2 separate regions of the Homo sapiens genome follow, and region 1 is linked to region 2. A link is an interaction called in ENCODE POLR2A ChIA-PET data of the cell type or tissue named here. Cell type or tissue: MCF 10A. All regions are shown on one strand.

Region 1 (5,000 bases), 100 kb after region 2:
TAAATGGATAAATGAGGAAAAACCCAGATTATGCCAAGAATCAATGCAGAGGACTTTGTTTTCAATGTAAGACACAACTTAAAAACTTGTTTGTAAAAAGATCTTCATCCTCCCATTCCAAAAGAATTACCAGCAAACAGAAAAAGGAAGATAGCATACTACAGCCAAGGATATTTCAACAGTGAGCAATAAGGGTGGTAGGTCAAAATGATTACTTACAGCTTGGAAATCTTAAAAACTTATGATGGACCGAAAGGACTAATAATTGTTTTGCAGGCTGAAAAAAGCTCCCAGCTGCTAAAACAAAGTGACCATCAAAAGGACTAGAAAATTCCCATATAAGAAAATGGCAAGAACACTAATGAAAACTTGAGAAACAAGACAACTTTGGAACTAAAGAGTCTTTTTCATCTGAAAGTACAGTAAATGTAGTTTGCATTTTATTAGAGGACAGTCTAGCAGAAATACTAACAAAATTCGAATGAAAATATGCCATTGCCTCCTTGGATTTCCATTTGGCAGTTCAAGTCTGCCTTGAAGTGAGAAGGATATAATTAGGGTCTCCAATTTAAACTGTGCTGGTGAATCATAATTGTGATACTCAAGAGTTAGTCATCATAGCCCTTGTACTGACATAGAGAAGAAATGGGCCTAATTCTGACACTCAAATATGCGTATACATTACCTAACTTGCTTACTGTGGGAACTACAGTAACTGGTTAAAAACACATTAGTGAAGTGATATAATAGCAGAACCTACATCCCTTTCTGGATGTCACTGAGATGTAGCAATGAATTTTAAAAATCACATATTTTCTTTTTTCCTGTAAAATCAAATGTATTTTCTAATTATATATATACACATACTCATATTTGCACATATATTTCAAGATTTAAAGGTTTGCTCATTTAGTTATTAACACCACTTACTATAAAGCTAAAAGTGATTTAAAACCAATATTACATGGCTGGGCATGGTGGCTCACGCCTGTAATCCCAGCACTTTGGGAGGCCAAGGTAGATGGATCACTTGAGCCCAGGCGTTCTGAGACGAACCTGAGCAACATGATGAAACTTCAGGTTTACTAAAAAATACAAAACTTAGCTGGGTGTGGTGGTGCACGCCTGTAATCCCAGCTACTCGGGAGGTTGAGGCACAAGAATCACTTGAATCTGGGAGGGAGAGGCTGCAGTGAGCTGAGATTGCGCCACTGAACTCCAGCCTAGATGACAGAGTGAGACTGTCTCCAACAACAAAAACAAAAAACATTATTTACAGAGCTAAAGTCTCAGGGAGAAACCTGAGCACATGGTCATGCTGAATGCCTGCAGTTTGGCCTTTTTTTCTCTCTCTTGTTTTCACTAATTGTAATCCAATTTTTCTAAAAATGTACAGAAAGAACAGTTTGATTATTAAATGTTTCATTTAGCAAAGCATAATCCAATTGCTCATGGGAGAAATTTTCATCTTTTCAGATTTTCACAAGTCACAGGAAAAAACATAATTACTTTGGAGAATATATCATAAGTGAGATGTGTTTCATAAAGGAAAAGAGAATCTGATTAGAGTTCTATTATATAATGTGTCCTGCCATGACGTTTGTATTTTAATGCTAAGCAGTAACGACAATGCAATAAGAAATACATTGTCATACTAACTTGGCATGCAGGAGCACTGGCTTTGCTAGGAAATGTTTCAAAGTGAAGACCTATCTTCAGAAAACAGCCTATCACAAGGACCTTGAAATATCCTCAGTAGTAATTTTCCCCAGCTCTACAAAATTGCTAATCACTTATTTGATGTCAGCCCCTTCATAATAGCAAAGAAAAGTTAAGGATGAGAAATCATCAGGAGGCGTTTCACTACTAAGAAGAGCAGAAAATGAAGTTGACTCAATTTTTATTCCCCCATCAGGAGTTTGGCACAAAATGGCTCAAGTGTTGCTTCAATCCCCAAGAGATATGAGTTATATGAATCTAGATCAACTGGCAAATAATATATATTTCTCAGTGGCTCTCCCTGAGCACTCCAACAGCACAATCTTGACCACCAAGTGATTCAGAGGCAAACCGGTTCTGAAGGAGAGAAAACTTTCTGGTTCTTAACTGAAGACAAACGTAAGGGCCAGTTTACTCGCTGACTCACGTCTGCTGTTGTGCAACACATTCTGAGGCCCTCTCTTGAGCTCAGTTCCAGTGAATTAGCGTCACACTAATAAAGATGCTTGAGGTGGAGATCCAGCTCTGAGATTAACACGATCCCCCAGCGGCAGGCAATAGCCAACGTTTCTGTGCCTCATAGCTGGGCATATATTAGCTATTATCACATTACTAGGCTCCACAATACCTTCACTGTAATTAGGTTTCTGAACTATATTGGTCATTACTGATAAATCCTTTTAAAATCATCCATGTCCTTTTTTCCAAGACTGCTTTAAACAATAAGACAATGAATTCTGGTTAGCACTTTGTGTTTGATATCTGCTTCCAGATGGCAAGGGGCAATGTAGTGGGGCACAATTTGTAAGAGTAAGATGAGGACTAAATAGAGAAGTGGCTCAGGCTATACTTGTACTTATTCTTCTCATGCGGATAGGCCAGAAATGAAAAAAATAGAAAAGGGAGAGTGCAAAACAGAAAAACTGTACAAAGTAACTATTTTCCGGTCACTTGAATTTTTTTTAATTTTTATATTTTACTTTGAACATGAAGCTTCCCAGCAGATAGCACACAGTTAAATTCAGTCTTACTGCTTCCTAGTGACTCTTACAAACTCTTCTGATCCAAATGATCTATTATATTGCAATTTCTTTTCCGTCTACGTGACTAGACTTGTTACTTAAATGGAGACAGCACTGCAAGAGAACACAGGCTGCTTAGCACTGACTGCCAAAGGCATATAAAGTCAGTTATTAAAGAGATAATTTAGTCCTGCAAGATCATTACATGTGATTCTGCTCCAACATCTTTTACCTTTATACATACTTCCTTAAATATTTTTCAGTAATTCCCTTCAACTTTATTTAATTTAATCACTCACATCATGTTTCCTCTTTGAAAAAGTTTCCCTATTGAGTTCCAGTTCAGCGTTTTTTTTTTTGTTTTTTTTTTTTTGAGATGGAGCTTCACTCGTTGCCCAGGCTGCAGTGCAGTGGTGCAATGTCGGCTCACTGACCTCCCAATCCTGGGTTCAAGCGATTCTCCTTGCCTCAGCCTCCAGAATAGCTGGGATTACAGGCATGCGCCACCACGCCTGGCTAATTTTGTACTTTTAGTAGAGACTGGGTTTCTCCATGTTGGTCAGGCTGGTCTCAAACTACCAACCTTAGGTGATCCACTCGCCTCGGCCTCCCAAAGTGTTGGGATTACAGGCATGAGCCACCACGCCTGGCCCCAGTTCAGCTATTCTTACATCCAAGAGGACCTCTATATAATTATGCAAAACTGACTAAATATAAAATCATGTTTAAAATATTCTTGGCTTGGTGTAGTGGCTCATGCCTGTAATCCCATCACTCTGGGAGGCTAAGACATGAACATCGCTTGAACCCAGCTTCAACAACATAGCAAGACCTTGTCTCCACACAAAAGTGGCTCCTTGGGTGGCTGAGGTGGGAGGAGCACTGGAGCCCAGGAGGTTGAGTCTGCAGTAGCTGTCATGGCACCACTGTATTCCAGCCTAGGTGTCAGAGCAAGACCCTATTTCAAAAATAAATAAGCCACTAATTAATTAATAATAAATAAATAGGCGGATCACAAGGTCAGGAGATCGAGACCAGCCTGGCCAATATGGTGAAACCCCGTCTGTACTTAAAATACAAAAATTAGCTGGGTATGATGGCGGTTGCCTGTAATCCCAGCTACTTGGGAGGCTGAGGCAGGAGAATCGCTTGAACCTGGGAGGAGGAGGTTGCAGTGAGCCGAGATGGCGCCACTGCACTCCAGCCTGACGACGGAGCAAGACTCCGTCTCTAAATAAATAAATAAATAAATAAATAAATAAAAGTCTTTTATACAGGCCAGGTGCAGTGGCTCACATCCACAATCTCAGCACTTTGGGAGGCCAAGGGAGGAGGACTGCTTGAGGCCAGGAGTTTGAGACCCTGTCTCTACAAAAAAATTTTTTTAAAACGTAGCCAGGTGTGGTGGTGTGCACCTATAGTCCCAGCTACTTGGGAGGCTGAGGTGAAAGGACCACTTGAGCCCAGGTGTTTGAGGATGCAGTGAGCTATCATCACACCACTGCACTCCAACCTGGGTGACAGTGCAAGACCCTGTCTCTAAAAAAATATATAAAATATTATTTACACAAAAAGAATGCTAAGATGAACATTATAAAAAAACAGTCACTCACACAAATAGAAATTTTACCAGTCATCATCAAAATGGGTCTATAACTACTCTTACCACAATTGAAGACACTTGAAAATATGGTTTTTAAGGGGAATTTAGGGCAGTAGATTTATTTTGACTTCTTCATTTCTGAAAAATTAAAAAACTCTTCAATATCTCACTTCCTAATTTACTTTTCATTTTATCATCTTTGCCATCAACGTTTTCATAAAACGACAAAGAAAGCAAAAACCAAATACAATGCTAATGTCAAAACCAGTAAAATTTATCAATTGCCTTCATAACCTCCTAAGACAACCTGAACAGAGATATCTATCCCATTCTGTAGATGAAAACAAGTAGCACAGGCAAATTAAATAACTTGTCCAACAAGTAACTGGCAGTTCTATGGTTTCACTAAAGCACTTCAGATTCTACACTCAGAGCTCAAATGAGTAGAATCAGTGAGGCTGGGGGAAACAGGGATCATTCAGATTCTTCTCCAATCTTATATTTTGGTTACAACTTTAAACACACACACACACACACACACAACCTACCCCTTTTCCGAGTTTTGAACCGCTGGCCTGTTAGCACTGGCTTCTGATGCTTATTCATAAAATTTCTGAAAACAAAGAAAATAAAGATTATGTATTTCAGATAAGCAG
Region 2 (5,000 bases):
CACCGACAAGTACTTGATGCTATGTGCTAAAAGCCAGAGACAAGACATCCCTATTAGAACAGGGCTTGGCAAACTTTCTCTGCAAACGGCCAGATATTTATTATCAGGCTTTGCAGATCACATGGTCTCTGCCACAACTACCCAACTCTGCCCCTGTACACAAAAGCAGTGACAGACAATATGTAAACAAATGAGCAGGCAGGGCTGTGTTCCAATAACTATTTATACATACCAAAATTTGAATTCATATAATTTTAATGCATCACAAAATATCATTCCTCCTTTTTTTTTTTTTTTAACATTCAAAAATGTGAAACCATTCTAAGTTAGCAGGCTGTACAAAAATAGTCAATGAGATGGATCTGGCTGTGGGCTGTAGTTTTCGGACCCCTGCTCTAGAAGTCGGTATAGAAGAGAATGAAAAATTACAATAGGACAAATAATCAAATAATTGCTAACCGCCCCCCCCCAAGATTTTTTATAAGGCGAGTAAGAGTATAGAACAATAATCTCCCCCTGACACACAAAAAAATTCAGATAAACAGAATAGCCCAGCTGACCCCTCTGTGAATATAATCTTCAGTAGTAAAAGAATAAGTATTTATTATTTATTTATTTTTTATTTTATTTTATTTTTTGGAGACAGAGTTTTGCTCTCTCACCCGGGCTGGAGTGCAGTGGCGCAATTTCGGCTCACTGCGACCTCCACCTCCCGCGTTCAAGTGATTCTCCCACCTCAGCCTTCCCAGTAGCTGGGATTACAGGCATATGCCACCACGTCCAGCTAATTTTTGTATTTTTAGTAGAGACGGGGTTTCACCATGTTGGCCAGGCTGGTCTCGAACTCCTGACCTCAGGTGATCCACCTGCCTCGGCCTCCCAAATTGCTGGGATTACAGGCATGAGCCACCGCGCCCGGCCAAGGATAAACATTATCTTATGTGGTAAAAGATGGAACTAAATTAAGGATCTTTAAAGGAGGTGCTTATCCTAGATTATGAGGTGGGCCCTAAATGTCATAACAGGTATCCTTAAGAGAGAGGCACAGGGAAATTAGAGAGAGACACACACAATGTAGAAAGTGACATAAAAAAAAGAGGCAGAGACTAATGCAGCCACAAGGAATGCCAGCAGCCACCAGAAAATGGAAGACGCAAGAACAGATTCTCCCCCAGGTCCCTGAGAGAGCCTGACTCTGTGGACACCTTGATTTTGGACTTCTGGTCTCCAGGACTGTGAGGGGATAAATTTCTGTTATTTTGAGTCACCATGTTCGTGGTAATTTGCTACAGCAGTCCTAGAAAAGAAATACAGAACAATTCACCTATTTGGAGTTTGACAAATCAGGAACCTCTCACTGTTATAGAACCTGCCTGGAATTTTACCATCAGTGGAATCCTTATCATGTAGCTGGGGTGAAGTGTTCTGGTACCCTCATGGGCATCCTCGCCGCAAAGCAAATACATTATCTGCATCATCGTTTCGGCAAAATGAGGAAACTCTTCAATGCTCACTCAGTTGCCAACTAATAGGCTCATTAATAATGAGAATCTATTAATGTAAATGTAAAGAAAAGATCTCTACAACCAAAAAGAGGGGAGAAAACACTATTTAGTTCTCAGATTAGGCTTTATGCTATTATTGAGAATGTTATCTAGAATATTCACAAGTACCTCTGTTCTGGTTTTTTTCTTTTCCTGCAGATAGAGGCAAAAAAGAGGCTGCTTCCTTCTACATAACCCTCTGTCAAGGGCATTCCTCACCAAGTTGATTCTGCTGTGTCTTCAATATAGTTTTCAGTCTACCCTAATTACCACTACCAGGCAGTCCTCTAAAACCATCAAAGAGGGTTTCCTATCGCTGCTTTTGCAAATTAACACAAGTGTAGTGGCTTAAAATAACACAAATGTATTGCCTTACAGTTCTGGAGGCTGTGTTGGTCAGGTTGTACTCCTGAAAGCTCCAGAGGGAGAATCTGTTTCCTTGCTTCGTCTAGTTTCTGAGGGTTTTCTGCATTCCTTGGCATATAACCCCTTCCTCTGTCTTCAAAGCCAGGAGCATATCATGTTCAAACCCCTCAAATATGCACATCATTTTTTGACTCTGACCCTCTTTCCTCCCTCTTCCAAGGACCTGTGTGATTCCATAAAGCTCACCCAGATAATCCAGAATAATCTCCCCATCTCAAGATTCTTCATTTAATCACATCTTCAAAGTCCTTTTAGTTATGTAAAGTAACGTGTTTGTAGGTTTCAAGGATTAGGATATGAACGACTTTTTGGAGTGTGTGGTTATTTAGCCCACCACAGAGGGTTCTTGGAACATGGGCAACTGAGCTACCACAGAATCCTTTCAGCTACAAATATTTTAAAACACTGAAAAGACTGTAACATTTTATTTAAATACGTAAGTGAGCACAGAAAAACTATGGGAAATTCCTACAGGTCAGAAATGAAAGGAGAATCGAAAGCTAGAACTGTAAGCATACAGCTGGTGCTGTGGGGTCCCATGAGCAGGTGGGGAAGGAGTTCCTGGATCAGAACAGTCCCTAACGGGAAAGGATTTAGGTTTCATAGCAGAGCTAGGAAGTGGAACTGAGACCCTTGCATAACTGGGATCTCCAAAAAGCTGTATTTTCAGTGTCAGGGGTTAGAGAAAAACCACAACAACCTATCCAGAAAGAGAGCAAAGACTTTTCAGTCTCTTCAAAAAGTTTTCAAGAAAGAGAAACACGAGCCTATCAAACAAGAGCCTATCATGCCCATGCTTGCAGTCTAAGAGTACACTGCCTCAGGCATGCAGGAATCCTCAAGACAAACAATTCAAATAAAAGCTGATTACAAGAGGTGACGGCATTTGGGGGAGAAAAGCTCATAAACGCATATCCAAAATTTGCTCAGGAGGGACCCTTCCAAATCCCAGCCCTTACAGGATTCCCAAAGAAAAAAATAAAAACATTGCTGCCAATCAAAAAATCACAAAATGACTAAGAAAAAAATTTACCATGAGAGAGATATGACAAATATAACAAAAGAAGGATAAAAGCTCCCAAGAACTTGAGATGACAGAACTAACTGAAGGAGACTAAAACAAAATATTTTAAACTGACTAAAAAGATAAAAGGGGGCTGGGCGCGGTGGCTCACGCCTGTAATCCCAACACTTTGGGAGGCCGAAGCGGGTGGATCACTTGAGGTCAGTTGTTCAAGAGCAGTCTGGCCAACATGGTGAAACTCTGTCTCTACCAAAATATTTTTTAAAAAATAGCCGGGTGTGATGGTGGGCACCTGTAATCCCAGCTACTTGGGAGGCTGAAGCAGGAGAATCACTTGAACCCGAGAGGCAGAGGCTGCAGTGAGCCGAGATTGTGCCACTGCACTCCAGCCTGGGCAACAGAGTGAGACTCCATTTCAAAAATAATAATAATAATAAAATAATAAAATAAAAAATATTAAACAGAAAAATAAAAAGATAAAAGGGGAATAAAAACTATTTTAAAAACCCATATTTTTAAAAATGCAAACTTAAAAAAGAGTCACATAAAACAAACCCAATGGTAGGAGAAAGAAGAGAAACTTACAATAGAAAGAATACATAAAGCTTCATTAAAGGAGAGAAAAGTAACAGCCCTTGGCAAAATTATTTAAGAGAAAGGTTAATAATAAATCCTTCCAAATTTTTAAACTGATAAATACCGATCAAAAAGCCAAAGCAAAAATCACACTCAGTGACAAAAGATAGGAAAGATTATTCTAGCTAATGGTAAGATAAAAATAAATCATAAACATTTTCTCCAAAATTCAGGAATAAGACAGGGTGTGGACTTTCACCACATCTATTCAGCATTGTGGTGGGGTTTTAGACAACTAAGTGTAAATACAAAATAACAATGGGAGGAGAGAAACACAGCTTTCATTATTCAAAAATTATTAGGAGCATCTACAAAGGAAATCCAAAAAATCAAAAAAAAATTAAAATTGGTAAGAACCAGCAAAGTTGCTAGAAACAGAATCAATACACAAAAATCAACAACATGCTGATGCACCAAAAAAAATTTTTTTCACATACTTTTTAGGATATAATTTGTAATATACCCCCAAAATATAAGATATATATGAAGAAATCCAACAAAAGTAGTCCAAGATCTTCATGAAGAAAATTGTGAAATGTATTTGAAGAACATGAAAGAAGACCTAAAATAAACAAAGAGATAAAGAAGATTAAGGAGAAAAGCTTGTATCTGCTGCACTTTTTCTTAGCCCAGCTGCACTGTCACCAGAACCATGAAGAAGAAATGCTCCTGGTGGCAAATCAGTCCTGTCAGTGGTTCAATCTAACTGTCCTGAATGCCACCCTTGTTGTTGTTTTCACCCATGTCTGCAAAACTTGAGCCTGACTCTACATATTTTGGATATATTTCTTTTTTTTAAAGTAAAATTAAATAGATTTTAAAAATTTAAAAACTAAATAAGTTAAAAACCATCTAACAAATATCAGAACCTATTATAATGGCCAGGCACAGTGGCTCATGCGTGTAATCCTAGCACTTTGGGAAGCCAAGGCGGGATGATCACTTGAGGTCAGGAGTTCGAGACCAGCCTGGCCAACATAGTGAAACCCTGTCTCTACTAGAAATACAAAAATCAGCCAGAAATAGCTTGAACCCAGGAGGCAGAGTTTGCAGTGAGCCAAGATCACGCCACTGCACTCCACCCTGGGTGACAGAGCAAGACTCTGTCTCAAAAAAAATAAAATAAGAGATATGACAAATACCTCATTTTAATGGTTCAGTCGTTAAAGCAGGTAACTGATACAGATCTAAATAAGCCAGCAGCATAGTCTTTGAGAGAGGCAAAATTCTAAGTCAGCAGAGAAAGAGTAGACTTTAATAAGTAGCCTTGTGACAACCACCTTCTCATTTTGAAAACTGATATTATTAATCCCTACCTCAAACCATAAACTCTACTTTAAGCACAACTTAAAAGTATAGAAAATATTTTA

The links. ChIA-PET counts read pairs that join two places held together with the same protein. Peaks named below come from ENCODE experiments on the same cell type or tissue, not always from the same donor. Only the 100,000 strongest peaks of a DNase experiment are listed, where the experiment ranks them.
Region 1: POLR2A ChIA-PET joins it to region 2 with 7 read pairs; 3 of 35 experiments call an interaction of 5 or more read pairs at or near these places.

What each region holds. Positions count from the first base shown.
Region 1 is chr7:16,665,394-16,670,393 of GRCh38, reverse strand. BZW2 (basic leucine zipper and W2 domains 2) reads right to left here. Exons shown (of 12, transcript NM_014038.3): 2 at 4,893-4,957. The coding sequence starts at 4,950. Among named protein-coding and RNA genes, the nearest start is that of BZW2, 22 kb to the right of the region's middle. In MCF 10A, no CTCF peak of the experiment used is centred here; a DNase peak (open chromatin) is centred at 2,153.
Region 2 is chr7:16,768,635-16,773,634 of GRCh38, reverse strand. The region is part of intron 1 of TSPAN13 (tetraspanin 13); the gene reads right to left. Among named protein-coding and RNA genes, the nearest start is that of TSPAN13, 17 kb to the right of the region's middle. In MCF 10A, no CTCF peak of the experiment used is centred here; no DNase peak of the experiment used is centred here.